Regions from separate parts of the Mus musculus genome. Here region 1 is linked to region 2. A link is a loop called in an ENCODE intact Hi-C map of the cell type or tissue named here. Cell type or tissue: heart. All regions are shown on one strand. Links, peaks and the distances in the headings refer to the core of each region. The heading gives the core; the rest is flanking DNA.

Region 1 (15,994 bases), core at 8,009-10,508, 220 kb before region 2:
CCCACATTTTTAGGCTGAGTATCACTCCTTAGTTAATCGTAATCCTCTTTGGAACTGGCAGCCTGGTCTACATGACAAGTTCTAGGCTATACAGTGTTACGCAGTGAGACCCAGTCTCACTAAGAGTCAAAGTCTGCCCTCCACAAACAAACAGACTGTAGCCTGCACCAACATACATACAAGCTCAAACAAAAAATTAAAAGGTAATAAAAAAAAAATCTGTGATTCCTCATAAAATAAAGAACCAGGTAACAGTGACTCATGCTTGAATTCAACTCAGCCTGGGCATGAAACCCTTACTCAGTACTAAATACCCACAACTGGACAGGTACCTTAGGATGACGCTACAGATGATTGCCTGTACTCATTTAAAAAAACACCCTACGAGTGCCTTGATACTAAAATGGCACCTGCAGAAACATCATTTGTATTAAAATTATGAAAAACTTACAAAATCCTCAGCCTCAAACTGTCTGCGTTCTCTTTTGTCTTCTTTCCTCCCAGTTTCATTGTCAGGGATGCTGTTTTCATGTAGTCCTTGGCTTTTTCCAGAATGGAAAATACTGCTACGAGAACGGGAATTTCCACCATGGTATCCCCCACGATGATTTATGTTTTCTGTACCATTTCTGCCATGCGTACGCCATCCATTTTTCTCTTTCCTCCCAAAATTACCTTTATTTGATAACAGTAAAGTAATATAAATTCAAAGATAGTTACACTTAATGACTGAATAGCAATCAAAACATCCTAAAGGTTATGAAAAAAATCATGCGTTCTATTATTCCTTAGAACATTACCTCCATTAGGACGTCCAATACCAGAATCAAAGCCATCTGAAGAATTGTGTCGTCGACGACTCACATCATAACGATTTTCTGTCCATGAAAAATTTTCAGAGTGCTTCTCAAAATTCAATGATGACTACAAGAAATACAAATACATTTATTAAACCTAAATTTAACTTTAAAACCAGTAACACACTAACTTATGTCTAATAATTTAAATGATTAAGAATACAGGCAGTTACTTCCAAGGTATTTGAAATACGTATGAAAAATAACATTATTCTTTTTTTTTCTTCTGCTTTGCAGGGAAAAAAATGTACATTTTCCTGAAAATTTCAAGAACTACCTCTATTTTTCCAATAATTATAGCAATAGAAACAATAAAATACTCTAAGAAAAACAAGTTAAAATGTACTGATTTTTCTTGTAACATAGTATAATAATCTGTACTACATTCTACTTGATATAAACCTTTTCATTCTGTTTTATTCCACAGCAAGAGAAATTGTCAGCTAGGTATGGTGGCACACACCTTTACTCCCAGCAGAGGCAGAGGCAGGTGATCTTTGTGAGTTCAAGGCCTATAGAGATAGTTCCAGGCAGCCATGGCTACACAGAGAAACCCTGTCTTGAAAAATCAAAACCAAAACCAAAACCAGGAGAAAAAAGTAAAAGGAGGAGGAACAAGTAAAATAAAAATTGTTGTTAAGTGTGAAACATTCGGAATTTTCCTAGACTCTTCATAAAGTAGTAAGTACAAAAAGAGGAGGAAAAAAACACAGAAAAACTATTACAAAAATTACAACTATAAAAGTACATGCTACTTATAATTGTTACTTAAAATATATATAAATGATATAATCACAATCAAAATTCCCAACTTCAAAAACTTCTGATGTTAATGGAGATTTATACATCATCAGAAATGCAAGCTAGATATAGTAGTGTCTGCTTGTCTTTCTTTGCTTTCCTTTCCCTTTCTCCCTTTCCCCTTCTTTCTTCTTTTCTTCTCTTTCAAGACAAAGTCTCAATATGTATCCTTAGTGGGCCAAGAAGCCTAAAAGGTTATGCTGGCCTTAAGACAAGGGAGCTTCTTTAAAAAGATGTAAAATTCATGAACAAACAAAACAAGAAGCTCATACTTGTCTAGATCTGGAGAAATGAAGAAAGACTGAAAAAAATAATATCTAAGGAAGAAAAATGTAAGTAAACCTTAATTTTAAACGATTTAAAAGTCATTAACTTGAGACCATCAAAACCTCTGACATGTGAGTTATAATGGCTCCATAGACTTACTAATGACTTGAAATCTTTTGCTAAAAGCAAAACTCCTACTTGGCCTTGCAGACATCCATCCTAAAAGGTAATTAAGCAGGGCAAGAGGCTTTGCATCTCTTCCTTCACAGTATCCACTCCTTTGCTGCCCTTACCCTTGAATTCATCTCTGCTCAACTACCCACATAGATAGATACCTTAGTCATTTAGGAAAAGTTTATCCTAAATTGGCTGTACAGACTGACACAATGAAATCCCAAACATCTCTTTTGTTTTCCTCAGATTAATGAGGATAAAGAAGATAACAAAACCTTTTGAAGAGTCACAGGGACATCATAACTCTGTGCTTACATATATGGAAGGTCCCATGATACCCCATCCCAGACCACCTGAGTGAAGCCTGAAGGTCTCCACTAAAACTACAGGGGTATATCACCAATGCCCTGTCTATCTGGTACTGGGAACTGAACCAGAACATCATGAATGCTAAGCAAGTACTCTATCTACCAACTGAGCTACATCCCAATCCTTATGTACTATCTTTAAATAAATACAGAACTACTCAATTTCCTTAATATACCCTTAATATACTACTAAAGCAAAGTGAAAATAAAAACCACCAGAACACTTAACAATCATCAATAAAATCCTCTATCATGACTTTCCAACAAAAATTATCTGACATTATATATCAATGCCTATAATAGAGGTTGGAGAGAGAGATAGCTTGGGGAATAAGGAAGGACATTGAGTGCTTTACCAGAGAACCTAGGTTCAATCCTCAGTACCCACATGGCAGCTCAAAAGCTGTCTGTAATTCCAAAATCTGACACCCTCACACAGACATATAAAGCCAGACATTGAGAGAGAGAGAGAGAGAGAGAGAGAGAGAGAGAGAGAGAGAGAGAGAGAGAAAGGGAAAAAAACCTATAAATAACACAGTATAGGCCTGTAATCCCAGTACTAGAGCAAGGCAGAGGGATCTGAGTGCTAGACAGTAGTGGCTACAGAAAGAAAGACCCTGTCTCAAAAAAAAAACCTATTCAATGCTATTGGATACACAGAGCTATTGGCACTTACATTTTGATCGTACTTATGCCCATCTCTCTCGTCTCCTACTCCTGCTAATCCCCCTTTCTACCTTTTTCTGTCATTTTTCTGGTGACCCAATGCATTTCATTAAGGTTTCTTAGCTTCTTATGAGCAAGAGTGGTGGCTTTTTACAGCAGCATGGGCATCTTAACAGTGCTACATCAGTGAAGAAAATGTTTGCTCTATCAGCAACCACTGGCTACCTATACATTCTAGGGAAGGGGTGAGAGAGAATTTGTTTAGTCCCTCCCATTCCTAACACCAGGAGAGCAGGCAAAATCTTGTGTTTCACAATTGCTATGAAATCAAGAGTGAACAGCCATGCCATGCATGGAAGGCAGCATTCAGCAATACTCCACTCCTTACAAGAGCCATGCTTCAGAGTCATGCTCTATTGTCCACGCTGGCCTGAATCTCCTGGAAATCCCTATGCCTTGTCTTATCCTTCAGATAACAGTTGTACACCAAACTCAGTTATATTCAACATTTTAGTTAGGTCCTTTGCTTTAAAACAGTCTATTATGTAGCTCTGGATGTCCCAGAACTCAACCAGGCTGGCCTGAAACTCCTTGCCCCTTTCCCCACCCCTGCCCCTCTGCCCCTGGAGTGCTGAGCCTTGCCCCTCAAATAGCTGCTGAAGGGTGGGGGTGGGGAGCAGGGCAGGATATCATCTCTGTGAAAGGAGGAAAAAAGCATTTTATCAAGCTCAAGATTACCTACTTGTGACTGTTTAAAAGCACCTTAACTAAAAATCTGGCATGGATGAAAAGAGGAGCTGGTACTGCTTGTCCACTTGACATTTAACATCACCAGTTACATTTAGCTATGTGCTATTTGTCACAGTTATTGTGAGGGTCAATCTACCATGGGTCCAAAGAGTCTGTACACTCTTTGCTGAGTGTACACCAAAATACAAGGTCTTAATCATTTTATACCAGAGCCCATTCTAAACAGAAGAAAAACCTATTGGACACTTAACCTATCATTAACAAAACAACCTCAAAACTGGAGTGACAAATGTTCATTAAGTACAGTATTTGCATGTTGGAATTAATCTTTTTTCTTTTCTTTCTTTTTTTTTTTTCCAAGACAGGGTTTCTCTGTGTACAGGGTGGGTACATGGTAGATTTCCTCTCCCAACAGTCCTGGCTGTCCTGGAACTCACTCTGTAGAAACCAGGCTGGCCTCAATCGACCTGCTTCTGACTCCCAACTGCTGGGATTACAGGCATATGCCACCACTGCCCGGTCTGGAATCAATCTCTTAACCCTTCTCTCTCTAGCTTCCCTCCATAGGCTTGTCTAGATCCAACTTTTGGGTTTGGTTATATTGTGCAACAGTAACACCTAATATTAGGTTACTTTAAGCTGCCTATCTTGTCTGTCCAGAAAAAGAAAGTATATCACCTACACAGCTCCATCATCCAGCACTTTTCCACAGCTTGGTGAATTCTGGCCACCTCCTGAGCTGCTAGGAATAATAATTACATGTTGTACCAGACAAATTAAATGGTTCCAGCCATTGATCAGTATTTGACAAAACTAAAACATCACATGAAAAGTCAGGTTCAGCAAAGAGTGTGTAAGGACTGATAAGTAGGTAGTTGGGAGAGGAAATCTACTATGTACCCATCCTGTGCATCCCCCATCCAATTTTTTTTTAATACCAATACCACTATTACTTTTCCCATGGACCATCTCTTACAGTCATGCTTGCATGAATGAACATCAAATAGCAACCTCCTCTGAAACAAAGAGTAAGGTTTTATGTTTGGAGTTTTTGGTTTTTTTTTTTTTTTTTTTGGTTTTCTTTTTTTTTTTTCCATTTTTTATTAGGTATTTAGCTCATTTACATTTCCAATGCTATACCAAAAGTCCCCCATACCCACCCACCCCCACTCCCCTACCCACCCACTCCCCCTTTTTGGCCCTGGCGTTCCCCTGTACTGGGGCATATAAAGTTTGCGTGTCCAATGGGCCTCTCTTTTCAGTGATGGCCGAGTAGGCCATCTTTTGATACATATGCAGCTAGAGTCAAGAGCTCCGCGGTACTGGTTAGTTCATGATGTTGTTCCACCTATAGGGTTGCAGATCCCTTTAGCTCACAGGGTTTCCTCTATGTATCCCTGGCTGTCCTGAACTGGCTTTGTAGACCAGGCTGGCCTCAAACTCACAGAGAACTGCTTGTCTCTACCCACAAAGTACTGGGATTCAAAGTGTTGACTATCACCACCTGGCAAAAACAGGTTTACCATAAATGTAGATGATTCTATAGACTAGATGCAAAGGAAGTACCTTCCTAGGCCCCTCCTTCCTGTTGTAAACCTCCAAAGACCTCAGGAAGCAAGACAAACCAGTGCCTGTTTCAGTTTTACTGTTTGCTAAGTCACTAGTCATATACTTGTCTCCTACCTAACATCCCAAAACAGTAGAATATATGTTTATTTGCTTGCAAAAAAAAGATACAATGCAAGACTTTTCAAAGTCTCCTGAAAAATTGCCAGTGCAGTAAAATACAAATAAGAAACAAAACTGTAAAAAGACACAAAAAGTTAGTATTCAAAAATGATTGCCTATATAAAAAATTCAAGATGGGGCTGGTGAGATGGCTCAGTGGGTAAGAGCACCCGACTGCTCTTCCGAAAGCCCGAAGTTCAAATCCCAGCAACCACATGGTGGCTTACAACCATCCGTAATGAGATCTGACTCCCTCTTCTGGAGTATCTGAGGATAGCTACAGTGTACTTACATACTTACATGTAATAAATAAATTTTTAAAAAAATCTTTAAAAAAAAAAAATTCAAGATGGACTAGGGCATAGGGTTACTAGTGGTAGAGCACTTGCATTTGATAGGCCCTGGATTCAATATCCAGTCACAATAAAGAAGAAAAAACAATACCAACACCAGCAATACCCACAAAGTATGGATTAAGCAAGAATGCTAGATAGAAGACTAACATGAGATACATTATTACTACTAAAACCTTAAAAAAAAAAAAAAAAAACTTGGGCTGTAGGGGTGGCTCAGTGGTTAAGAGCATCAACTGCTCTTCCGAAGGTCCTGAGTTCTAATCCCAGCAACCACATGGTGGCTCACAACCATCCATAATGAGATCTGACTCCCTCTTCTGGAGTGTCTGAAGATATCTACAGTGTACTTACATATAATAAATAAATAAATCTTTAAAAGAAAAACTACTTAAAATACACTAAGGTACTATATCTAGAGAGATTTGTAAAGAATGAAAAATAATTTAACTTAAAACACACTAAAAGGGCTGGAGAGATGGCTCAGTGGTTAAGAGCACTGACTGCTCTTCCGAAGGTCCTGAATTCAAATCCCAGCAACCACATGGTGGCTCACAATCACCCATGATGAGATTTGATGCCCTCTTCTGGAGTGTCTGAAGACAGCTACAGTGTATTTATATATAAATAAATAAATCTTTTTTTTTAAAGACACTAAAGAAAACTCCAACCCATAGTAAGTAACTCAGAAAAAATACAACACATAAACAGATAAGTCACAGAAACATAAGCCTAGTATTCCCAACAAGGTAGGAAGTAGATTGTGAAGAAGTAAATAGTAAGGACATGTTGAATATATAAGTATGCTCTATTTCCAAAAGTAATACAAATGAGGCAAAATGTTTAGGATATGACCTTGTAGGTGATTGTATGCTTAAATATTTCATTAAAACCTCTGTATAGTATTTTTCATGACATTAAAACAGGACTGGGTATGACATTACTTTCTTAGCATGTACAGGATCATGGCCTCAAACTCCAGAACCACCCCACCAAAAGGACAATTTTTTCTCCTTTGAGACAGACTTAGCCCTGGATGTCCAGGAACTTGCTCTGTAGACCAGGCTGTCCTGGAACTGCCTTACAAGAAATAGGATTAAAGGCATGCTCAACCACAGCCTGGCCAAAAAAAGGGGTGGGGGGCAGTCTTAAATGAGTAAAATGAGTTATCTACAGGAACTTATGAGGTTCTAATACTTTAGGGGAAATTATCTCTCTTCTCCCAACCCGTAGCCCTACTTGCAAATGAGTCTCTATAGAACATTAGACCTCAACATTGAAAAATTGTCTTTCAGCACTCCAAGAACTGTTTTCTAAAACAGACCATATTGTAGGACACAATGCAACTCTTAAAGACTAAAGAACAAATAAGTCATTAATGAAAAAGAATTTTTTAATTCCTAGAATTAGGAACTGGGAATACAGCTCAGTGGGTAGAGTGCTTATCACCAGACTTGATCCCTAGAATGCCAAAAATGGACACAGTAAAGCACACTTTAACTCCCAGCACACAGGAAGTGGAGAGAAGAAGGCCAGAAAAAAAGTAAAAGTCATCTCTCAGCTAGACTTTGAGGCTAGCTAGACTGTTTCCAAATACAAAAATGGTTTCCTCTATTTTCTCTGAACACTACTGTACCTCAATAAAAATTATATAAACACACAAAAAAAGTTACATAGTACATTATATCCCACAAAGATACTTCAATTAACTAAACTACCAGTCTGAATTTTGGGATTCCCTTATCCTACTAAAATGCAATTAAAAGGTATTTCAATACAAGCCTACTTAGACACACAGTTAAGTGTTAAAATAGTCTTACTATAACCACTGCATTTTAACTGTGGTCATGAAAGAACAAATAACCAGGCTGACCCAGTGTAATGAACTATAGGAAAAGGTTAAGACAGGAAGACTGTAAATTTGAAGTCAGCTTTAGATGCAAACCAAGCTGGGCTACTAAGTACATTTGAAGCCACTCAAAGATACACAAAGATCTTGTATTTTAAAGTAAATAAAATTTCAAAGTGGTAATGATACTCTTGATAGCCATATAATACTAAAAATATGCAGTTTTTCACTCTAGTAGAATTTCATCATAATGTGTTTTGTTTTAAATTTTCTACAGCCAACATGCCTTTTGCCCTCCTTTCTTGCTTTCTTCTTCCAATGCAGGAGACTGAACCTACGGCCCTTGAGCACACTATACAAAGGGCCAGCCAGCAAGGTACAACTCTAGTTCATCTACCCTTTTAACAATGCACTCCTGGGATCTTCTTTTTCTAACAGTTCCTACTATGAAAGTTAGTAACCTGTTCATGGGATTGCTTATCTCTTCTATATTAAAGGTAACAGATGAGGTGGGGTCCCTCACTGACCTGGAACTCACCAATTAGGCTTGGCTGACTCAGGAGTTCCCAGGGACCCGGCTACTTGTCTCATTCTCCCCACAGGGCTGGAATTAAAAAGGTACAGACCGGATTTTCCAAGATGAAAATCAGGTTGTCATACTCCACAGCAAGCCTTTTTACCTAGAGCATCTCCCCAGCTCAAAATGCTTTGGTTTATATTATTGTTTAACATGGTCTCATCATATATCCCAAGCTGGCCTGGAGCAGAATTTGGTATACAGACCATACAGACCTCAAACTCAAGAGATTTACCTGCCTCTACCTCCTAACTGCTGAAATTAAAAGGTAAATGCCACTACACCTTACTGAAAGGTTACTTTTACTGCAGGCCAGATACAGGTGGGCTAAATGGATGAAGGTGCTTGCTTCTGTGGACACCAGGTATATGCATGGTACACAAACATACTTGCAGACTCATGTATACTCATACATATAAGATAAAATTTGGGAAAAAATATTAACACTCAGAAAGAATTTAAAGCAACTGCTTACAGAGAACAACCATGAAAGTATGTACTAGTAAAAAGGAAACTGAAACTTGTTTTAATTAGATCTATATGCAAAAACACTATGTAAACTGACCTAAGGCACAGGCATAATCAGGCACATGTAGTTTATATTCTGACCACATGATGGAGCTAAAATACTACATATCTCAGGCACAAAGCCACCGTTTTAACATCACCCTTAATCCATCTAATCTGTACATCATTCCAAACAAAAACTGAGGGCTATCATTATACTGAACTAAAGAACATGATAGTAATGTTTGTTCCACTTACTCAAGATTAAAAACAGAGACATGATACAAACAAAACTGAAAATCCCAGTAGAGAAACAAGCAGTTAATGACAAACAGTAATCTAAGATTATTGATAAGATGATATTTAAAAAAAAAAACCCTTGTAATTAAAGCTTACAGGCTTGTAAGGTTGTAATTAAAAAAATTCACTAGAGTGAAGAACGAGGTCACAAGCAGAGGCAGCCAAAGATACAGAGACCTTGTCTCAAACACAAATAAAAAAACCCCAAAGGGGGGGGGGGGGGGGGGGCACAAGAACAATATATGCTTATCAACACTAAAAGCAAAAGCTTGTATTTTGTCCTTTTTAAGGCAGTAGTTTAACTTGTGGGGAAGTGGCCATCATGACCCCTTTGGCAAAACTCCAAAACTATCTACATACTCATAAAAGCAAAATTTTAGTTATGAAGTAGCAACAAAAATAATTTCATGGTTCGGGGTCACCATACATTAAAGGATTGCAGGCATTAGGAAGGTTGAGAACCACTGCTTTAGTGCAAAAGAAAAAAATCTCAGATGCTCACTACCTAAGACTTCAGTTTGACAGGCTCCAGGTTGATGACTACTCTTGCTTGGTTAGAAAAATCTGGAACTAAACTTGGGTGTCCAGAACCTATTAGAAGCTCAGCTACTAGAGAGCTGAAACAGAAGACTCATACAAGTTCAATACCTGGCTGAACTACACAAAATGTTTGAAACTAAGCTGGGCAACTTGATGAGATTCTGTCCCCAAAAATGAAAAGCAGTGGGCACTATCACAAATATGTAATCTCAGAATTTTGAAGTTTGAGGAAGACGGTTTAAAGGTCAAAGGTCATATCCCATCACACAGATTCAGAGGTCAATATGGGCTACATAAAATCCTATCTTTTAAAAAAGCTTAAATAAACAAATAGTAAAGAGTGCTAGCGCAGCAACGGAGTGTTTGGTGCTTGTCAGGCATGGTTAGACCTCAAGTTTGGAATGGGGAGTTAACTACACTCAACTTAAACAGAATCAAAATCTATCATCATAAATGACTCTACAGATTAGTGATGCTCCCCATTCTAGAAAAGCACTAAGAGTTTACTGCACTGTAACAATTTTCTGCCCTTACCCTGTGTTATTAATGTTTAAATAATAAGACGTACAAACTTTAATGGCAATTTTACTTTTCAAATAGCTTTTGGCGATATGTTTTATGTTAGTCATAAGACTTTTACAAACAGAATAAGCCTTATATTACCTCACACAAAATGGCACAAAAAGAGAAGGGTAATCAAGAAACCCATGTGTACAAATTCCAATAGGCCTTGGGTGTGGGTTGCCTATAAAGTGGATAAGGGTTCTGAGAAAAGATTGTATTTTAACTGTGCACTGGGAAATAAGCACAAAAACAGTTAAAATTATTCTAGTTTGGATGTGGTGGAACACACCTATAATCAACCCCAGCACTTGGGAAGCAAAGACAGCAGGATTAAAAAAAAAAAAAAATGCTTGAGACCTTGGGTTAAGAAATGATTTTTCAGGGGCTGGAGAGATGGCTCAGTGGTTAAGAGCACAGACTGCTCTTACAGAGGTCCAGAATTCAAATCCCAGCAAGCACATGGTGGCTTACAACCATCTGATGCCCTCTTCTAGAGTGTCTTAAGACAGCTACAGTGTACTTACATATAATAAACCTTTAAAATAAGAAAAAAAATTATTTTTCTCCTAATCCCTAGCCCGTGGTGGCACATCTTAAATTCCAGCACTTAAGGCAGAGGATGCAGAGGCAGAGGCAGATGGATCTCTTGGAGGCCAGTTTGGTCTACACAGAGTTCCAGGACAGCCAAGGCTATACAGAGAAACTTGCTTGGAAAAAAAACAAATAAGGTCAGGCATAGTGACACTAGCCTTTAATCCCAGCAGTAGTGAGGCAGAGGCAGAGACAAGAGGCAGGTGAATCTGTGTGTCTGAGTGTTAGCCTGGTCTACATAGTGAGTTCCAGGACAGCCAGGAAAAATCTTGTCTTTAAAAAAAAAAAAAAGAGGATGGGGCTGGGCACAGTGATGTGAGCCTTTAATCCCAGCACTCTGGGAGGGCAGAGGCAGGCAGATTTCTGAATTCGAGGTCAGCCTGGTCTCCAAAGTGAGTTCCAGGGCAGCCAGGGCTATACAAAGAAACCCTGTCTCAAAAAAAAAAAAAAAAAAGATGGGGAGGAAATGAAATTTTAAAAATAAATGACTCTCCAGTAAGTTCTCTTTCCTAACAATTTCAAGTCTTTTTATTAATAGTCTTACAGTCTACAAAATGAAATTTTCATCATTTTTCTCTAATTCCAAAATGAATCCTATGTCAAAAACAGAGAATAACAAGTCTAGATTCTAGTCCAGTATTACACTAATTATGTAAAAAGGAATGAGCAACTTAACACTCCAAAGAAACTTATACATGACAGTGAGCTTAGATGATCACTAAGATTCATCTTCAAAATAAATTTTATTGTCTAGGGAAATAGCTCAACATGGTTTGGTTTTGGTTTTTTGGTTTTTGTTTTTTCAAGACAGGGTTTCTCTGTGTAGCCCTGGCTGTCCTGGAAGTAACTTTGAAGACCAGGCTGGCCTCAAACTCAGAAATCTACCTGCCTCTGCTGGGATTAAAGGTATGCACCACCACTGCCCGGCTAACTCAACACATTTTAAAGGAACAAATTTGCAAACTAAAATCATTTTCCTGAGTTATTTTTAATCAACTTTTATAAAAACTACCTATATACTAAAAGTACTAGATGGCTACCTGATCATAGTAAAGGCTCAGATTAACAAGCAAATACGATAAAGACTGGATGGATTCCTCTGTAATACAAAGAAATAAAGTAGAAGATGGACTGTTTCTAGCAAGGAGTAATCTGTCTAATCTAGAATCTAGATTAATTTGAAAATACTTTCCTTCCTTTGTGCGAATTAAAGAGGACATCTTAGAATAAGCTAGATGTTACTAAACTAGGTAAAATATGGTATCCTTTAACTTTAAATACAGAGTAGAAACAAGTTATTAAATTTGATCTCTGCTATGAGTGTGTGTAGTACATGAAATATTTTTGCTCTCTGTCGCTGTACCTTGTTACAAACCTCCTAAAAGCTGTAGAAATCCCCAGGTGATAAGACTATTTTTTCTTACTCATAATGAGTTCTTTTAACTACTCCAGAGTTTATGCTAATATAATTACTGTGGGCCCACTGACAGCCTGGGAAAGTTTTTGAAAGGATTTTCCCAATAATTCATCCTATTCATCTCTATCCTATCTAAGGCTAACAAAGCAAGTACTTTCCTGAGTCCTGCAAGGCATCCTGGGAAGTCCATCTAGTAGATGGAAGAGGGTTATAGGGGTTCTGGTTTGTGACCAGTCAGAGGGGATATGGTAGCACAGACCAGAAATTCCACCTAAAGGAAGAAGCAAAACTGAAAACACAAAGCCATCCTGGTTAAGTAAGATAGCCTCAACCAAACAAACATTTAAAGATACCACTAACAAGTCAGCTGACTCTCAACCTCTGTAACTCAATCAGAATTATATTGTAGGCTATCCAATTGGTGACCACTAAAAACTTGCCTAGTGTATAAAAAAAAGAAAAATCTGGTCAAAAATGATTCAGATTACAAGTACAAAGGAACAAAATGTGTTCTTCCCCGCTCTCTTGTTAATACAAAGAGGAAAGGAGAAGAGAGAATAAGACAGAGAGGAAGAACAGAAAGGGGTGATGGTGTGTGCCTGTAATCCCTGAACTTGGTAGGTTGATTCCTAACACTCTCTGGAGAACTTACTCTATTTTGAAAAAAGATGCCACTTCCAATGTGTCTTGAATGTTAATATACATAATTCATATCATGAACTATGGCCATTCTTATTATGAATCAGTATGTCTTGAGTCAATGTCTCTCTTCATTTGTTATGTATCTTAAGGAAAATTTTAGAGACTTTACATGTGTATTTTGTTTTTACCCATTTCTCCCCTGATTGCTTTATGGTGTGTAGCACTTGAGCCACCACCTACTCTCCAGTCTCCCTGTAACTGTAGAAAAGGATTCTGTCCAACTGTAAGAGGATATATTCCAAGTGAGTAGTCATGAAACCAGGGTTCTTCTTCTCTGCCCAACCCCCACTCACAACGGAGAGTTCTATTCCAGATTTTTCAGGCCAAGAATATTGAGGTCCAAATTTCTCTCAGTTCAGCTACCTAATAGATTTTTACAATGGTAAAATGTAGTTTTCAAAGGAACTCTCCAAAACACAACAAGAGGAAGTTTAAAGAAGAAACAAGAGAGATTTGGGCTACTCTCAACAAACAGCAATAAGCTAAGCCAATAATCCAGGTAACAGAGAGAACCAGGCAAACAACTAAGAAGAGACTTCCTTCTGAGGTCAGAATAAACTTCAAAAGACTGGCCTCAAAAACCACCCTTTATCTAATTAAACTGAGTCAGAAGAGGGTGCAATTTATGCCCTAGGGCATTGTTGAAAACACAGCAACCAACCAGCAATTAATGGAGCCTAGCAGGAGTTGTGATATCAAAAGAGGCAGACAGCTTTACAGAGAAATCAGTAGGATGCAGTACAGAAGCCCTAATTTTTTTTCAGAATGACTGTGCCCATGTCCTTTACTCTGGAACACAATCATTTCACTTCTGCCGATAACACACCAAGGTCAGTAATTAAAATTCAAGGGACAAGAAGTAGGAATAAATCTAAAACATAACATTCATATTATGATCAAATAAATATTTGGCAAAGTATTCTGCAAACTTAAGGTATACCGTGTATACTAAGGTATCATTACTACTTAGCAGAAAAGCAATACAAATATTTTTAAAAGTAAGATAAGCTCAAAGTTAATCAAAATTAAAATACATAGACTCTCAACACTACAAAAGCCACCTTGAACAAAGATAGGACACAGAAACTGTTTTCACTTTTCTCCTTAGATTGTGACTTAAACACAGGCCTTACACAGGTGAGGGAGTACTCTTACCACTGAGCCACACTCCACTCCACCCCAAGTCTTCACATTTTGAATGCATTTGTGTACAACATGAGCAAAACAGAGGCAGACAGAAAGGCAGAGATGCAGGGGAAAGAAGTACCTTTGTTGATGATGGAGGAGTAGGAAAATTAAGCCAGGCTGGAGCAAAGTCATGCTGCGCCATTTAGGTCCAGTCTCTCCAACTCAGTGAAACAAGGCTTCAACACCTCATGGCAAGTCCCTGTCACATAAAAATGGAAAAAAATTAGATCTGTAGTTTCTTGCCAAAATTATATCCTTATTTTGTATCTCCCTGAAATTACAATTGGCTGGAAATGGTGACACATGCCTTTAAAACCCAGCACTCTATATAGCAAGTTCCAGAACAGCTGTGGTTACATAGTGAGAGAACCTGTCTCAAAAGACAAGGAAAAAAACTAAATTACAATGACCAAATTTTAAGATTCCATTTGCAATTGCTAAATCATAATAGAAGGCCATTGTTTTGAACGAAGTTCCTGAAGTAGACTCCAACAGACCAAACTAAAATAAAAATGAAGTTTCCCAGCCACAAAGGGGTGATACACATACCACCTTTGATCCCAACACTTAATCTAGCCCTTGGGAGGCAGACATAGACAGATCTCTTGAGTTCCAGGCCTACCCAGTCTATACAGCAAGTTCCAGGACAGCCAAGGCTACAGAGAAACACCGTCTCAGGGGGAAAAAAAATAAAGTTTCCCATACTAAAATTCCACATCATCGACCTGAAAGTTACTTGTTGCCAACCCCCGCTACAACCCCCCCAAAAAAGGGAAGAGAGATAGTAGCCAACTTTCTAAACAGACCAGTTTCAAAACACCCTATTAAAGAAGTTCCTCTCCAATTTCATCTTTGCCCAAAAAAAGTAACCTGACTTTAATCAAATGGTATTTACTACTGTCTCCCTGATCTAACTTTTTCTTCTGTTTCCTTCTTCATCTCATATATCTACAAAGTCTACTTACAGCCCATCTAGACATGTTCTTTCTATAGAAAAGGTTTCCTAATTTCTGAAAGATCAAGTAAGGCCCAGTAAGATCTTCAAACATGTAAACTTCTCTTTTCACATAATGTTCTAATTATTAAAAAGATCAGTTGCAGCTAGGTGTGGCAGCTCACACCTTTAATCCCAGCACTCAGAGACAGAGGCAGATTTCTGAGGCTAGCCTAGTCTACATAGTGAGTTCCAGGACAGCCATGACTAAACAGAAACCATCTAGAAAGAAGAAAAAAGGAAACCAGACCCTTGTACATTAGTTATGAATTTAAGATTGTACAACAGCACTATTCATTTGGCAATCCTTCAAAAAGTTAAACACATAATTATCCTATTGTTCACAATGCCTTTATTCAGTATGATCAAAGAACTGATCATGCTTAGCAATTTGTATAGAACTGATCATGCTTAGCAATCTGTATACCAATGTTTTCAGCACTCACAATTGTCAAAAGTCAGACTCTCACATTTCCATGGACAAAAGAATAAGCAAAATGTGGCACACAATGAAATGTTAGTCATTAAAAACTTAAATACCAGTATATGGCATGAGCATAAACAAGCTAAAACTAGCCAAGTAGCACCTTGATAATCCCTGAATTTAGGAGGCAGAAGCAGGCAGTGATCTCTGATTTCAAAGCCAGCCTCATTTACAGAGAAGGTTCCAGGACAAGAGGTACACAGACAAACTGCCTTGAAAAAACAAATTATATATAAATATACATATATGTATATACATATATAGGTGTGTGTATTATATATAAATATATATATATATATATATAAAGTGTATGTTAA
Region 2 (15,994 bases), core at 5,875-8,374:
CTGTTCGCCCAATTGAGAGATTGACTTCAGTGTAATTTTGTTCAATAAGCTTTAATGAAAATATAACACACATATATTGTTTTGATAAATGGCAAATTGATAATAATTAGACTGATAACACAATCTGGAGAAAATTAATCTTGACGGTCAACTCAGGGATTTTCTGCTGCAAAGAAAGTAATATATCAGAAAAAGATTTCTGCAACATAAATCATAGTGTGCTTGTTTAGAATGGATTGGGAATGGATGTTCAAAGAGAAGAGAATTGGGTAAAGTTTCCTAATGTCAAAGAAGAAACAGTGTTTCAGGTCAGCCTGTAAATGTGTTCTGTTATTCCATAGTTTGTAGATTTGTGTCATTGCACTTAGTTCTCACTCATGCATACCCCCACAGCTGTCACCCGTGTCCCTATGCCCACTGGTCCCCTTCCTTCTCCAAAGCAGTCCCTCCATATGCCTTTTATCAGATAGAATCCCTAACCCTTTCTCTCTACTACCCAAGATGTTTTCCTTTGTAATGACTCAGTTTCCATGTCCACGACACACACACCACCACCCCACCCCATGCACACAGGTGAGCCCACGCTGTGTGCTTTTCTTTGAAAGTTAGAGAATTTGCTACTCTTGCAGAGGACCTGGGTTCAGTTCCAAGTAACCACATAGAACATATGAAAATGGACTATGGCTCTGGTTCCTGGGGATTCAACATCCTTTTCTGGTCTGTATGGGTACCTGCACATACATGGTACACAGACAGACAAGCAAGGATACACATGTGTGCATGCACAGAAACACACAAACACAAATTAAAAGGGATATCAACTTGAATTTGTGAGGGGAAGCACAGTTATTGAAATATTTTCACCTGGGCAGTGATGGTGCATGACTTTAATCCCAGGACTTGGAAGGCAGAGGCAGGTGGATTTCTGAGTTCGAGGTCAGCCTGGTCTACAGAGTGAGTTCCAGGACAACCAGGGCTACACAGAGAAACCCTGTCTCAAAACACACACGTGCGCACACACACACATATTTGAGGGCTGGAGAGATGGCTCAGCTGTTAGGAATAGTCATTGTTATTGCAGGAGTCTTCATCTCAGCTTCCAGCACCCACTTTGTGGCTTACAACCCTCCCTAACTCCAGATCAGAGACAGAGACAGGCATGAAAGAGTTATTCAAAATACATGCAGGTAAAACACTCATACAAGCACAATCAGATAAAGTTAAAAACATCTATGTTGAGGATGTCACTTAAATAAAGGGAAAATTATGGAGGTGGAAGATGGAATTGGAGCCACTAATAAGGATATGTCAGCTCAATGAATCTTGTTTTTTGTTTGTTTGGTTGGTTGGTTTTTCAAGACAGAGTTTCCCTGTGCAGTCCTGGCTGTCCTGGAACGCACTGTAGACCAGGCTGGCCTCGAACTCAGAAATCTGGATTACAGGCGTGCACCACCACTGCCTGGCCATGAATCTTGTTTTGATGGCCTTGATTCTTGGAGAAATGCTCATGTCTGTGGACCATACTCCTTTACCTCATCCGAGAAGACTTTAAAAAAAAAATCTGTGTACAGTCCTCTTTTACTTACCATATTAAATTGCAATGAGGATTCCTGGTTGTCAACTTGACTACATCTGGAATGAACTACAATCCAGAAATGGAGGGCTCACCTGTGATCCAGATCTTGAGGCTAGAAGAAACAGGTTTCTGACCTGGATCTTGATATGGAGATCTTGAGGCATGGTGGCCTTGAAAAGTTTAGGCCCAGGTAAGGTAGTACACACATTTAATCCCAGGAGACTAGGGCAAGGAGGTCTCTGAGTACAAGGTCAGCCTTGAACAAATCAAGTCCCAGATCCAGGCGTGGTGATACACACCTTTCATCTGAGCCACACCTGCTGGAGACCTATGTAAGGACGAAGATTTGCTCTTCCTGAGCTGCTTGCACTTACCTGCCAGCACGTCTGTTGGAAACTGCTACTTCAGGATTCCAGTTATACAGAAACCAGCTACAACACCGAACCTGGTGGGACTGAGCAATTCCTAGATTCTCGAAATTGCCATTCACAGCTGCCCGTCATTGGGTTAGTGAGACTGCAAAAGGTAAGTCATTCCAATAGTTTTCCTCAATACAGAGAGGCATTCCGTAAGTCCGGTGACTCTTTTTTGTAGGTAATTCTTATTAGGCAAAGCTTTATCATGGTCAGTTCACCTCCTTAGATGGAACCACTCTTCCCAGAAGAAGTGTTCAGGCTAATTCTAGAGAAGTAGATACAGTTAGAAAACAAAGAAAGGAGCATGGCTTGGTGCTGGCCTGAGTTACTATCATTATAATCTATTCAAAGTCTTACAGAGAGGTGATTTGGTGTTGGGGATTGTCCTGGGGTAGAATTCAGGGCTTTGCATATGGTATGTAGCCCCTCTACCACTGAGATAAGCCCCTAGCAAGAGGTAACTTTTAGTGGATTTCCTACGTCAGACTTTTATGGGTTTTTTTTGTTTTGTTTTGTTTTTTGTTTTTTATGTGCGTTGGTGTTTTGCCTGCATGTAGGTCTGTAAGAATCAGATCCCCAGCACTGGAGTGCAGTTGTGAGTTGTCACGTGGATATTGGGAATTAAACCTGGGTCCTCTGGAAGAGCAGCCAGTGCTCTTATCTGTTGAGCCATCTCTCCAGCCCCCAGGCCAGAATTTATGGATTTATGTTGGAAGGTCATGGGATGACCATGATATACTTATCCGTGCCTTTTATTTGTTTTTTGTTTTTTTTTTAAGTATAGAATAGAGTTTATTAAGGGCATGGGGGGAGTTAAGAGGGTAATAGAGGCAGAGAGAGAGCGTGAGAGTGAGAGAGAGAGAAAGAGAGAGAGAAAGAGAGAGAGAGCAGTAGAGGCCGGCCATGAACACATGGAGAGAGGGGCACTGAGGGACAAGAAGACAGAGCAAGAGAGCAAGAAGCTTCGGGTGTTTGGGTTGGGTTGGTTTGGTTTGGTTTGGTTTGGTTTTTTTTTCAAGGCACAGTTTGTCTGTGTAGCCCTGGCTGTCCTGGAACTCTCTGTAGACCAGGCTGGCCTCGAACTCAGAAATTCACCTGCTTCTGTCTCCCAAGTGCTGGAATTAAAGGCGTGGGCCACCACTGCCTGGCACTTTGGTTGTTTTTGTTTTTTTCTTTTTTTGGTTTTTCGAGATAGGGTTTCTCTGTGTAGCCTTGGCTGTCCTGGAACTCACTTTGTAGACCAGGCTGGCCTCACACTCAGAAATCTGCCTGCCTCTGCCTCCTGAGTGCTGGGATTAAAGGAGTGTGCCACCATGCCAGGCTGGTTGGTTTTTTTGAGACTGAGTTTTGCCACATTACTTGGGCTTTGGACTCCTGGGGTCAAGATCGTTTTTGCTGAGACAAGTATATACACAGCACCTAGTCTTTTTTGTTTTCTTAGTTGACAAACTTAAAAAACCAAACAAGAAACGTCACATAAATTTGCTTCTTAGCTGCTCCTGGGATTTACTTAACTTCTGGCTCCACCTTTTCACGGGTCAAGAGCCAGTTGGTTGAGGCTTTGCTGCCATTCTGCCGGGCAGCATAGACCACGTCTGCATTTGCTGTCTCTGGCTTTTGTCTACACCAGTCAGCCTCACTCCTTTGTTGGTTATGCTTGACTGATAGGCACTTTTAATTGGAGGCATAAAGTTTGGGCAGCTCATTATTTTCCCTTGGGTCAGAGGGTGTCTCTAGACAGCTAAATATTGATATTGCATTATTGTAACGCTACCACAAACCATTTTCAGAGTAGTTTCGTGATGAAAACTCCACAAAACAGGTCACAAAACTGGCTAGTGCTTTTGAAGCCCTGGCAAAGGAAGAGGGTATTTCCCGAAATTACTATTTGGGGGTGGGGGTGGGGTGGGGTTGAGACAGGGTTTCTCTGTATAGCCCTGGCTGTCCTGGAACTCACTCTGTAGACCAGGCTGGCCTTGAACTCAGAAATCTGCCTGCCTCTGTCTCCCGAGTGCTGGGATTAAAGGCGTGCGCCACCACGCCCGGCTCCCGAAATTACTATTAATGTATGGCCCGGGCAAGACATTTAAAGTATGCTGACAATCTGTTCTGCTGAAGAATTTCCATGTATCTTCTCAAAGATGACAAGGATCAAATAACCAGTTTTACTTACTGTTGGTGTTGAAATGTGTGGAGCCGCAGCATTTCCAGTGCACCTGTCATGCTCTATGCTCTCCTGCAGCATCTGTATTCCCCATCTTCTCTATGGTGTCAGCCTCCTGGTCCAGTTAATTTCATTGGTTCGCCCTTTCTCTGTTTTTACATTTATGTTTTTCTAAAGATGACTGGAAGTCTTCGTACATTGTGATTCATACAGGGTACTGTTATTTAGTTTATTTAGTTTTAAGTTCCCTTGTTCTCACTCCATCTGTCACCTATACGAATTACTTTACCCATAGTCGTTGGGGAACATGGACTTTCATGGTGGTCCTATATATAGTGTCTGACCTGCAGGCACGTCTGTGTCATAGACACCCGTGTAGGACCGTCTATATAATGGCACCTGTTGTTCAGTGACAAAGTACTGTAAAGCAGCAATGACACAAACACTTATTTCAAGTCAGGGGAAGGAAAGGACATTTTATCCCAACCAACACTTGGAAGTCTTGTTAAAAAGAATGAAAGATCCATCTATGTAGCTTTATTGAATAGGGGTGGTGAAGGTGGGGTAGCAAACGTCTTTCTCTAGTGATGAACAGTGGGAAAGCTGTTTGCTTTATCTGCTAATTTGAGCTGCTGGCTCGTGTCCTGGCTTGTGTGTGCTTTGTCTCAGCTGGTCTACCTGAGAACCCCCCTCCCCCAAATGAACCCCTAGTCCCCAGTGTGACTCCATTTCTACTCCAACAAGATGAAAGGAAAGATCGTGAACCAGAAAAAAACTGTAGGTCCAATTGTGCATTGGTGGGAAAGGAGCCACTGACAGATGATTTAAAAAAAAAAAAATGCAGTTCTCCTTAAAGAAGTTAGGGGTGAACAGTTTCTCTGGTATTGAAGAGGTGAACGTGTTTATAAAGAGGGCTCCATTTTAACAACCCTAAAGTTCAGGCATCCCTGGCAGCAAAGGCCTCCACCGTTCTAGGCCATGCTGAGACAAAGCAGCTGCAGCCTACACCAGCTTGGTGCAGGCTGTGATAAAGGAGACCGGCTGGAGCTCTGCCCAAACTGTGGATGGAAAAGCACCTCTTGCTACTGGAGAGTATGATAATGACTTTCCAGACTCGTGGAGAGTTTGATGAGGTTTCTAAGAACCAGGCAAACAGACACTTGCAGAAGTTGCAGCTGCTGCTATTTCTATCATGACTGCTTTCTGAAATTTTGTTATTTTGCTCATGGATTTGATAAAATTGAGACCTCTAATATTTAAGCCCAGGCTCCCTGGTTACCTTTTCAAGTTTTGCTTATATACAATACAATTCGTCAAAGCTGTCAAAATGTCAAGAGAACCTGAAGAAACCTTACTACTCTGTTCATGGAGAACTGCAAGGCCATATATTTCTCAGAATTGGCCAGGAGAATCTAAGGCCACACTTGTGAGGATGTGATAAATTTGTAGGATGAAACTTTTTTTTTTTTATGATGTAAATAAGGGGCAGGCTGTTGGCTACCTGGCTGGAGCCGAGCTGCTGAGCAGTGCTTTCTGGCTTTATCAGAGGGTGTGGGTGCGCACTGCCCCTCACTAACCCTGGTCACTCTGCTCCATTTCAAGCCACAGGGTTTTTTGTTTTGTTTTGTTTTTTAACTTTTACAACTTTGAACGCCTCGTTGAAGATGGTAGGGACAACATGTGCCAAGCCTGTTTTTGAGTTATTTGATTGGACAAAAGTTTGTGATATCATTCACAGTAGGGGAAGTGTAATTTTCCATGTCTTTTGGATGTTTTGAAGTTGAGTGACTTTTTTCTTCTGTAAAATTTCCACGAATAAATAACTTTTACCCGTGTTTTTAGGTTGATTTTTTTTTTTTTTTTGCCTTGGTAATCCTCTTTAAAAGTAACCGTTGCTTCTTCCCATAACCCATCTCCATCCTCATCCAGTGAGGGAATTGGAGACCCTAGGCTCAAACCTGAACAGTGTAATTAAGGTTTAAAGTTATGAAAAGTTTTAGCATCTTAAAAATGCTTAAATTTATGAAGCTACAGTGCAAACCTCATTTTGCCATTAATATTTATTACAAGCTCCTGGCAGGCATCTGGGAGGAGAGCTCTGGTCTTCACGGACACTCTAAGCCCCTGTAAGGTCTTAGCACACCTTCCTGTTTGTATATTATCTTCTCATGGATCTGTTTTCATACACAGGATTATTTCTTGAAGCCTATGCAGAAACAGATACATCTGCTAAGTCTCTCTCTCTCTTCCATGTATCCACTTATCCAGGAGACCACATTTATTGTATGTATAATCTCAAACAATGTTGTTTTTATTTACCCCCGAGGTAGGTGTGAGAGGCAGTTTTTGCAATTTGGTTCAGGGTCTTTGACACTCTGCTTTTTAAAAGGTTTATCAAGTGTATATCTTCGGGTCATCTTCTAGACTATTTGTGATTAATAACTCCTAGAACTGGTCTTTAAAAAAAAAAAAGTGTACAGGCTATGAATGTCGCGCAAGCACGCTCATCATGTCTGGCTCCGTCTGTCAGTCTTTCTGCCTTCTGAATTGCCATCATCTTCCAGAGCCTGTCTGGCAAATGTCTACTTCCACAGTTCACTCCAAGCCACTGAACGCCGATGCGCATTCCATTCCTGCAGGTGCCTAGCCGTCCTGCTTCCTGTCCGGGTCTCTCTCCTCTTTTGCCCATCAGCGGCTCGCTCACTTGCCATCGCGTACTCTTCTCACTTCGGGAAAGTCCGTCGAGTCCTCCTCCGAGTCTCCCGCCACCCTCCTTCCTCCCCCGCCCCGGGCTCGCCCTCCCTCCCTCCCTCCCTCCCTCCGGCCCCCCCACCGCACCCACCGGCCGGTCCCCGCGCTCGCCCGCAGTTCAGCTGGAACTTTACTCCAGCCGGGGCAGAGCGCCGTGGGCGCGCGGGGCGGGCGCGTGCAGGAGCGGCGGCCGCGGGAGCGCCGGACGGCGTGGGTGTGCGAGCGGGCCGGGGGCGTCGCGGGCCGGCCTGCCCTATAAGGGGCCGAGCCGCCTCTGCCTCCGGGCGGGTGCCTGGCGGGCCGCGGCGGCGGCAGCGGCGGCGGCGGCTGCGATTGGCTCAGGCGCCCCATCCGGGGACTGGGCTCGGCGCTGCTCGTTCGCCCTAAAGGTACCAATATGGCGGAGGTGAGCGGAGAAACCGGGCAGCGGCGGCCGTGCTGGAGCGGGAGCCGGGCGGCCCTCCGAAGCCCCGCAGCCGGCCCGAGAGCCACGGCTCCTCCCGCGGGTCCTCGGAAGGCGGCGCGGCGGCGACGGGGGATGGGGGGCGCGGGGCGGCGGCGAGGCGCGGCGAGGCTGCCGGAGGGGCGGGAGCGGGCGCGGGAGCGGTCTCCCTTCGGGACTAGGCCGCGGCGGCTCCGACCCCGGCCGGGCCGGGCGGCGGGGCCGGGCGGCGGAGGGCGGCGGCGGCGAGCCTCGGGCCGGGGTAGCCTCCGGGCCGTGGCCGGGGCGGCTGACGCGGGCCGCCGTTCGCTCGGCGCCTCCTCCCGGGATCGGGGTGGGTGGAGAGCGGCCGATCCTCGGTCGGCGGCTGGAATGCAGCGCGGAGAGCGGGCTGCGCCACTGCCCCGCCGGAGTGAGCCGACCCGGCCCTCGGCAATCCGGCCGCCCGCCGCCTCTCCTGACCGGGGGCTCCGAGGCCAGCGGGAGCGGAGCGGGACTCTCTACCCCGAAGCCTGCGAGGTGCGGCGTCCCCGGGCGCAGAGACCGACCCACACCTCGACGCCCTCGCCCGCCGAGCGGCCCGAGAGTCTCTTTACCCCGGGCCGGACTTGGGGGGGGGGGCACCGGGCGACCCGGGCTGCCGGGCACCGGGCTCCCCTGGGACGGGCAAGCTGGGGGAGGGGGCGGCGTGATGGGAGCACCGGGGCTGGGCAGGAGCGAGCTGTGTGTGCTAGGGCCGAGCTGGCGGGCCGGGGACCGACCGCTCCCCCGGGGGAGGACCCGGCTGGTCCCAGACTCAGTGGTCGCGGCTCCTCCGACCTCAGCGGCTGGTGGGTGGGGGTGGGGAGGTGGGGGCGGGAGGGTGCTCCCGCGTTGGGTTGGGGACCAGTGTCAGGGTCGAGCTGGCCTACGCTTGGGGCAGTCGACAAACCCTGGAGTTGGGGCGCCCGCGCACTCCAAGGGCAGGCTGTGTGTGTGTGTCTCAGAGGGTGAGACCCTCCTAGGGGACGGGGTTGCGTTTCGAGGAGTTGCTCTAGGGCCAGCGGAGAGCTGGGTGAGCTGCTGTAGTCGGGGGACTCGTGAGATGCCCGGGATGAAGGATTGATGCTGCGAGCCGGGTAAGCTCTGGCTTCGGCTTCCCGGCTTTGTAACTTGCCGAGCTCTAAACGGTGTCTCGGAGTTGCCCGTTTCAACTCCAGCCCTCGTCCGGAGTCTGCGAGTTTGTACACTGGGGACTTGGGGAGGAAGGCGAGGCAGCCAAGAGGGGGCCCGAAAGGGGCCGGGAGCGATTGGAGCGAAGCTACGTCTTGCACTTTTTGGCAGCTGCCTGGGAGCGCTCGGCTCCGCCCCCTCTGCGCCCTGTTGCCTGCGCTGCCTCCTTTTCCTTGCTACAGGATTCAACCTCACAGTTTTCTTTTCTCTCTCTCACTCTCCCAGGCTTCCTTTGGAAGTTCGAGCCCAGGTTTGTTCAATTTTCTTACCTCTTCCGGGGGTCGGGGGTCGGGGGGGTTGTCCCAGAGGGAGATAGGATTGGCTGGTAAAAGGATTCTCTGTACAACCACAGAAATGTACCCTGCTATATTTTTTCATCATTTGGATCTTAAAGAATTCCAATGTAGTTTTACGTTGTTAGAGAGGAGGGAATAGTTGTGCTCAGTGCACGGTGGAAAAAGTACCCCAGAAACCTTATTACAAAGTCTTTTATTCTCACATAACTTTTTTTATTGTTTGACTCTAAGCTGGAAATAATGAATCCCAAATCAACCTTCTACAAATTAACAGCTTGTTTTATTTTTATTTATTAAAAATAAATTGTCCTTTTAACTTGTCAGAACTTGGGGCAACTTGGATTATTAGCTTTTAACTCCATTTTTCTTTACTATGGCTCTCAAGTGTCTGTTATATTTAAACTGAAAATTGGGTTAGGTAAAGCTACCTTAATAATAAAGGAAAAAAGCAATGTGTGTCTTCCTGGTTTTGCACAGAGACGTATTAATATGGTTAGCTTACCTAGTACAGAAGCCAGAAAATATATTGAGGATCCAATAAAAGGAGTCCACGGAATCTGCGCGGGTGTGCCTACATGGGAGGGAGGTTGTAGTCTTTCTCTCTCTCTCCTTATCTGCTAAACTGTTTTAGGTTCTCAAACTTTCTCTAGCTGCCTTGTCCCACTTGTTCCAGAAAAGTGCCTCTGGAATTCTCCAACCCCTTTATTGTACTTGGAGGCAATTAGAATTGTTTTGCAAAGAGTCACCCAGCATAATGGAGTCTATGCTTAATTTTCCCCCTTTTTTGTATAGGGACTACCAAGGGCTAAGCAAGTTCTCTGCCATTATCCCCGGGCTCACTCCAGATGACCCCCGCCACACACACACACACACACACACACACACACACACACACACACACACACACACACACAGGGTTTCTCTGGTTTAGCTGTCCTGGAACTCACTCTGTAGACCAGGCTGCCCTCAAACTCAGAAATCCGCCTGCCTCCCGAGTGCTGGGATTAAAGGCGTGCGCCACCACGCCCGGCCTGCAGAATTTCTTTACATGCTGCTTTAGAGAGACCAAGCCACTTACTTACCTTGCAGTCTTACTTTTTGTATTTAGCTAACTTTCAAAGACCTATTTAGGTATCTTTTAAGGAGGTAAAATAATAGAATGATTATGTGATTGTAAAATCATTGTGGACATCTGTACAAGTGTTTTTAAATTTTTCCTAACTTTGAGACAAGCAGCTCTTATGACACAAGTTCAGGGAAAGAATATTTATATACATGATTTGAACATGATAATATAATTTTCCATTTTGCATCATTATCTGTAAGAAGTTGCAATTTCAATAAAAATCCAAAAGGCAGTGTGGCTTTAGTATCTAAGCAGACACTTAGTTTTTAATGACTTAGTCAATAGAGAGAATTTTAGATCTGGAAGGGACTCACAGATCATTGCCTTTAGCCCTGTGTATTTTACAAATGAAAACCCAAGCTAGACCTAGGAATTTTGAATGGCCTGCTTCAAGTCTCAAGTCACAAAGCCAGGAGTTCAGGGCCTTCTGTTTTATCCTCGACACTGGCATACCACAGATGTTTCTCAGGAAAGAAAACTTATAAAGGTGGTGTTCTGGTTTTGAGCTAATGAGTAAATATTTCATTCTCTAAAAGCAATATCTATTTCAACAAAAATGAGCATATACTATTTTTTTTTAGCTTTAAAGAAATAACAAAACCTTGCAAGTCTTATGGAAGTGGAAATTTGTATTTGTGGGAATAGGAGTGGGCTAATGCATATAATTCTCTGAACTCAGAAACATGGAACTGTAGTTGGAACCTCTCCACCATGAGAACATTTGGGCCTAGTTCACTGTTTTGGTAATGATCTCGCATGGCCCTTAAATGTTAGAAATTTTAAACGAGTAATAGCTTTCTTAAAAACAGAGCAAACTGTTGAATATTCTTCCGTATACCTGGCCACACCCTTGGGTCTCAGGATCCCTCTTCCCAAGCTCTGAGCTTCACTGGTCCCATTGCATTCAGTCCTAGCGTAAAACCAATGGAGGCAGGCAGGGAGGGAGGCCTGTGTTCCCCTGAGCTTGTCTCATTCTCTGGGAGCAGAAGATCCGATTTATTTACTTATTTTTGAACTAGTTGATTACATTCTTAAAACTATGGTATTAAACAAGTTTGTACTGACAGTAGCAACTTGGCCGTGGGATGTCTTCCAAAACCTACAGATAGAATTTTTTGTGTTACCTTCCCATAAATCTAAGACGTTTGTTTGTTTGGTTTGTTTTTCGAGACAGGGTTTCTCTGTGCAGCCCTGGCTGTCCTGGAACTCACTCTGTAGACCAGGCTGTCCTTGAACTCAGAAATCCATCTGCCTCTGCCTCCCAAGTTCTGGGATTAAAGGTGTGCGCCACCATAGAATCACTTTATTCAGATCTTAAAATTCCTCAGAATCAGACAAGCATTAAAAGTGCAAATCCATGTTCTAGATTGCTTTTAAAAATCTTAGAATTGCTGGGCAATGGTGGCGCACGCCTTTAATCCCAGAACTTGGGAGGCAGAGGCAGGCAGATTTCTGAGTTCGAGGCCAGCCTGGTTACAAAGTGAGTTCCAGGACAGCCAGGGCTATACAGAGAGAGAAACCCTGTCTCACAAACAAACAAACAAACAAACAAATAAACAAACTTAATTGTTATATATAGCTGCTTCATAGAAGTATTTGTCTTAAAAGCCAATTTTCTATTGAATTTGTGTCTGTTTAGGGTTATAATTAATGTAAAATATATAATCTCTTCTGAAATGTTAATGTTAGTTTGTTGACTCTTTTCTGGAAGTCTCCCATTCCTGGAACTTCTGATGTTTGGTCATTTGGCTTGTCTTTTGGCTGTACTAGGACTTGAACCCAGGAGCCCATGTAATCCAGACAGGCATTGTGCCACATTGCTGTGTGCCCAGCTAGCTCTTGCTATTTTAAGGAAATTATAACTAGTAAGAATTTTGATTTTTCCGCTTCAGAACATGCCATTGAAGTAATTTTGTTAGGATTACATGTTTCCTTTTCCATGGTATGGATGCCTATAAAGTGTAAATACTATACCTTGTTCTTTTCATGGTCTGGACGCCCGTAAAAGTGTTTGTGAATACTCTACCTTGTTCTTTTGCTGGTTTAGATATCTTTTTCAAGACCATATATAGTTTTACTTTACAACCCATAAAGTGGATAGCAAATTCATTTAATAAAATTCACATATAAATATCAAAAGCATCTGGAAGAGCAGCAGACGTTTTTCTTTGTTCGTAACTGGCCTTGCGGCGGGTGTATGTTTCCTTGCAGTTGGGTCTTTGTCTTCTGAGGACCATGACTTTGACCCCACTGCTGAGATGCTAGTTCATGACTATGATGATGAAAGAACTCTAGAGGAAGAAGAGTTGATGGACGACGGGAAGAACTTCAGCTCTGAAATTGAAGACTTAGAGAAGGTAAAGGCTTCCTGTAGCATTAGAACACCCACACTTTGGTAAAGACTTAGACATTTTATCGTAACTTCTTCTGGAACCTTTCTGAACTATTTTATGCACCTTTTTATTTTTTCGAACCTAATATTACAGATTTCCTCATTATTTTGAGAATAGTATAGTCAGAACATGTTCATTATTTATCTGTTAGCGTCATTTTTTACCTTATCCAAGAACAGTGAGGGTCAGCCTTGAGCTTAACTTAGTCCTGTAGCAGAGTAGGGAAATCTTTTCCTTCCTAAGAAACTTAGATGCTATTAAGACACTGAACAGATTTTACTGTACTTTCAAATGTAAATTGGCAATATTCCGTTTGCACCCTCCAGTCATCTTTTCCAAACATTCTGGATTGAGTGCCGTTCACAACTTCTTAAGTCCAAAGTCAATATAAATTCAAATGAACTGCATTTTAAGCCTTCCCTTGCACTAGGCCTATAGCAGAAGTCTTCTTGCAAAGGGTCACCTTGGAAAGCTGGAGGATTCCACTGTCTGTAAGTTAACCCCATTTGAAAATTTCTGATGAGCTCACAGGAACAAAAGCCTTCAGGAATAATAGCCAAGAGTATCAATTGTTGGAGTTCCCACCACTCTTGTGCTTTTGGGTTTTTTTAAAGAGTGCAAACATAAACAGTACAGTAGTCATTTCTTCCTAGTAGCGTACAGGGAAACCGTCTTCACGGCCTGCTCTCTCAGGCTGCTCCACTACACCTGAAGTTTTGGAAGCACCTTCATTCACATGATTAATTAATCCATGGTAATTATGATTAGGTTTATTCATTTAAAAAGTATCTCCAAAGACAGAAGTGGTGGCTCATGCCTCTTTATTCCTAGCATTCCTAGCATTTCAGCGCGATCATGAGTTCAAGGCCAGCCTGAGCTATATAATGGGCTCTAGGCCAGCCTAAAAATATGTAGTTTTTCTTTCTATGTATCTGCTGATAATTGCATTGTATCACCCACCTCTGAATTTCTACATTTAGAAAAGTTATGTATCGGTGTCTCTAGATGGTTCTGCTTCTTGGCAGAATATAATGATCTTTAAATTTTTCTGAAAACTGAGATGGCTAGTTTTTTTCTAGTGTGCATTTGACAGGAGACCAAATGTTCCTGCTACATCCTGAGTAGTGGTTCTTTCTTCAGTAAAGTGTAGCTGTCTCTATTTATTGCTATTTAATAAAACACAAAAACGAATAAAAGAAAGGGTAAAGCTTGCAGAAAGTTTATATTTTGATGTTTCTATGTAATTTAATATATTGATCTTTATTGAAACTACAATTTAGGCATTGCTGTATTTCAACAGTTGCAGGGATAGGATATTAATGTTCATTTTCAAAAATTAGAAGTTTTTATTTTTATACTAATTAGAGTGTTGTCTATGAATGTAATTTAGTGCTTACAAATTTTTGGCCGTCATGCTTATGTGGTGTGGAAAAGAAGAATAGAGATGCAAAATTAGCTTTTCTTCTGTGACTTTTAGATTGTGTGGCCGGAATTTACTTATTATTTTAGTTCTAGCAAAGTAAGGCTTTATCATAAGCTTTATAAATTTTGTTTTTTTCACATAACTGCTTTTTGAGATTTTAATTTAGTAGTTCTAGATTTAGATGTAGCTCTTAAAAAGGTTGTTATTAAATTGTCTAAAAACTTAGAAGTTTAAATAAGAAACTTTAAATCATCCTTTCCACTAGGTTTTGTGGAAGATTAAAGATTATAGATGTAAAGATTGCGTATTCGTTGTTTTGGAGAGTCTCAGGAATACTGTATTAGGTACTGAATGTGATCTGCATCACAGTCCTTGTTTGTTTCCAGACAAGGTTTCTCTGTGTAGCCCTGGCTGTCCTGGAACTCACTTTGTAGACCAGGCTGGCCTCGAACTCAGAAATCCACCTGCCTCTGCCACCCAAGTGCTGGGATTAAAGGCGTGCGCCACCACGCCTGGCTTGCATCACAGTCTTGATTCACCTACCCAGCAGTGCATCATGCATGCCAGGAGAGTGTTAACTCATTTCCCCGTTACTGACAGTAAAATGTCCCATTGGATAAGAAATAACCCAGATGAACATGTGGTTGGTAGTAGTGTGTATCCTAATTTCTAACATGAGCATCAGATTAAAATAATGGTATTTTCCTTTCTTACAGACAGAGGTGGAGGTGTAATGGGCTGGGTAGTTTACCAAGGTGATCTGCAGTCAGCGTGCCCTGTGACTAAATTATATATGCACTCTGCTTTCCTCATGCGCACTCTCCCACCATAAAGCAGCTCATTGATAAATACAGCTGTGCCTTAAAGTTAAATACATCCAACGAGAGGGGAGAAAAATCTGTCCCTAGCATGATTGGTGGAATTTGTCAGCTGAACTGGCCATTGCAGGTGACCTTGGGCCTTGGTAACTCAGTTTTGAGGGGGAAAGTATGAAAACACTACTATTACTAGGTTTTAATCAAGTTCATTTTGGAAAATGAAGTCCAGTGCCTTCCCAGCAGTGATCTCCATCAACCCCAAAAGGAAGACTGTCTGCCATCTTTTCTACTTTGTTTAATAATGGTGTTTTTAATGAAGAACCAAGAACCTCTTGCCTCTTCCCCACCTCTGATTTTTTTCTATTCTTTTCAGCCTTCCTATCCTAGAAGTATATGCCTCATCTCTCAGGAATCCATATATCCCCCTTTTGCCCTCAGTTTATTCTACTTACCGACGATTTGAGCTAGGATCTTACTGTAGAGCCCAGGCCCGTCTCACATCTGGGATCCATCTCCCAAGCGCTGAGTTATATCCTATTCTTTTTTATAAAGTTGTCAAGTATGTCTCCCATTTGGTGTTATTAGACGCGTTCTCACGACCGGCCAGGAAGAACACCACAGACCAGAATCTTCTGCGGCAAAGCTTTATTTCTTACATCTTCAGGAGCCAGGGTGCAGGAAGCAAGAGAGCAAGAAGCAAGAGAGAGAGAAGCAAGAGAGAGAGAAAACGAAACCCCGTCCCTCTTAAGGAGCATTCTCCTTCGCCTCGGACGTGTCACTCCCTGATTGGCTGCAGCCCATCGGCCGAGTTGACGTCACGGGGAAGGCAGAGCACAAGTAGTCATAAGATACCCTTGGCACATGCGCAGATTATTTGTTTACCACTTAGAACACAGCTGTCAGCGCCATCTTGTAACGGCGAATGTGGGGGCGGCTCCCAACATCTCCCCCTTTTTCTTTTAATAAGAGCAAATAGGCCACCCATATTAATGAGAGTGGAGATAGAGGTCAAATCCCCAGTGTGTAGGTAAAGGAGCCATGTACAGGATTAGCTCTTAGGCTTACAGGCTTTTACCCAGAGCAACCCTGACCTGCTCCCGTGTCGTTTTGCCTGGGGGAAGGGAACTAGGACACTGAACCTTCATGAAAGATGACATGTCTCCCTAGAATAGGCTCATATATGCCGCAGAGCCTTTCCATTGCAGTGCTTAGCCTTGCAACTCTCTCGGGCTGCTGAAGCACACTCACTCTATCCCGTGCAATGAGTCTAGCCTCATGGGATATAAGAGCTGAGTGGCCAGCGACCTATTGCCTAAGCATAGATAACCATATATCAGGGGGAGCTCCATGTTCTAGTCCTGCAAGCGCCTGGGCAAT

The links. A loop is a pair of places that touch in the nucleus more often than their neighbours do. Peaks named below come from ENCODE experiments on the same cell type or tissue, not always from the same donor. Only the 100,000 strongest peaks of a DNase experiment are listed, where the experiment ranks them.
Region 1: a loop joins it to region 2, with 2.4 times the contacts of the local background. A loop is called at or near these places in 7 of 42 quality-filtered maps.

The regions. Positions count from the first base shown.
Region 1 is chr13:111,452,573-111,468,566 of GRCm38, forward strand. Gpbp1 (GC-rich promoter binding protein 1) reads right to left here. Exons shown (of 13, transcript NM_028487.5): 3 at 14,279-14,398; 4 at 801-924; 5 at 452-675. The coding sequence starts at 14,341. Among named protein-coding and RNA genes, the nearest start is that of Gpbp1, 30 kb to the right of the region's middle. In heart, for the core only: a CTCF peak has its summit at 8,990 (motif pointing right); no DNase peak of the experiment used is centred there.
Region 2 is chr13:111,679,042-111,695,035 of GRCm38, forward strand. Mier3 (MIER family member 3) reads left to right here and starts at 7,137. Exons shown (of 13, transcript NM_172593.3): 1 at 7,137-7,313; 2 at 8,787-8,811; 3 at 12,195-12,340. The coding sequence starts at 7,305. In heart, for the core only: no CTCF peak of the experiment used is centred there; DNase peaks (open chromatin) are centred at 7,220 and 7,870; H3K4me3 peaks cover 2,188 bases; H3K27ac peaks cover 1,679 bases.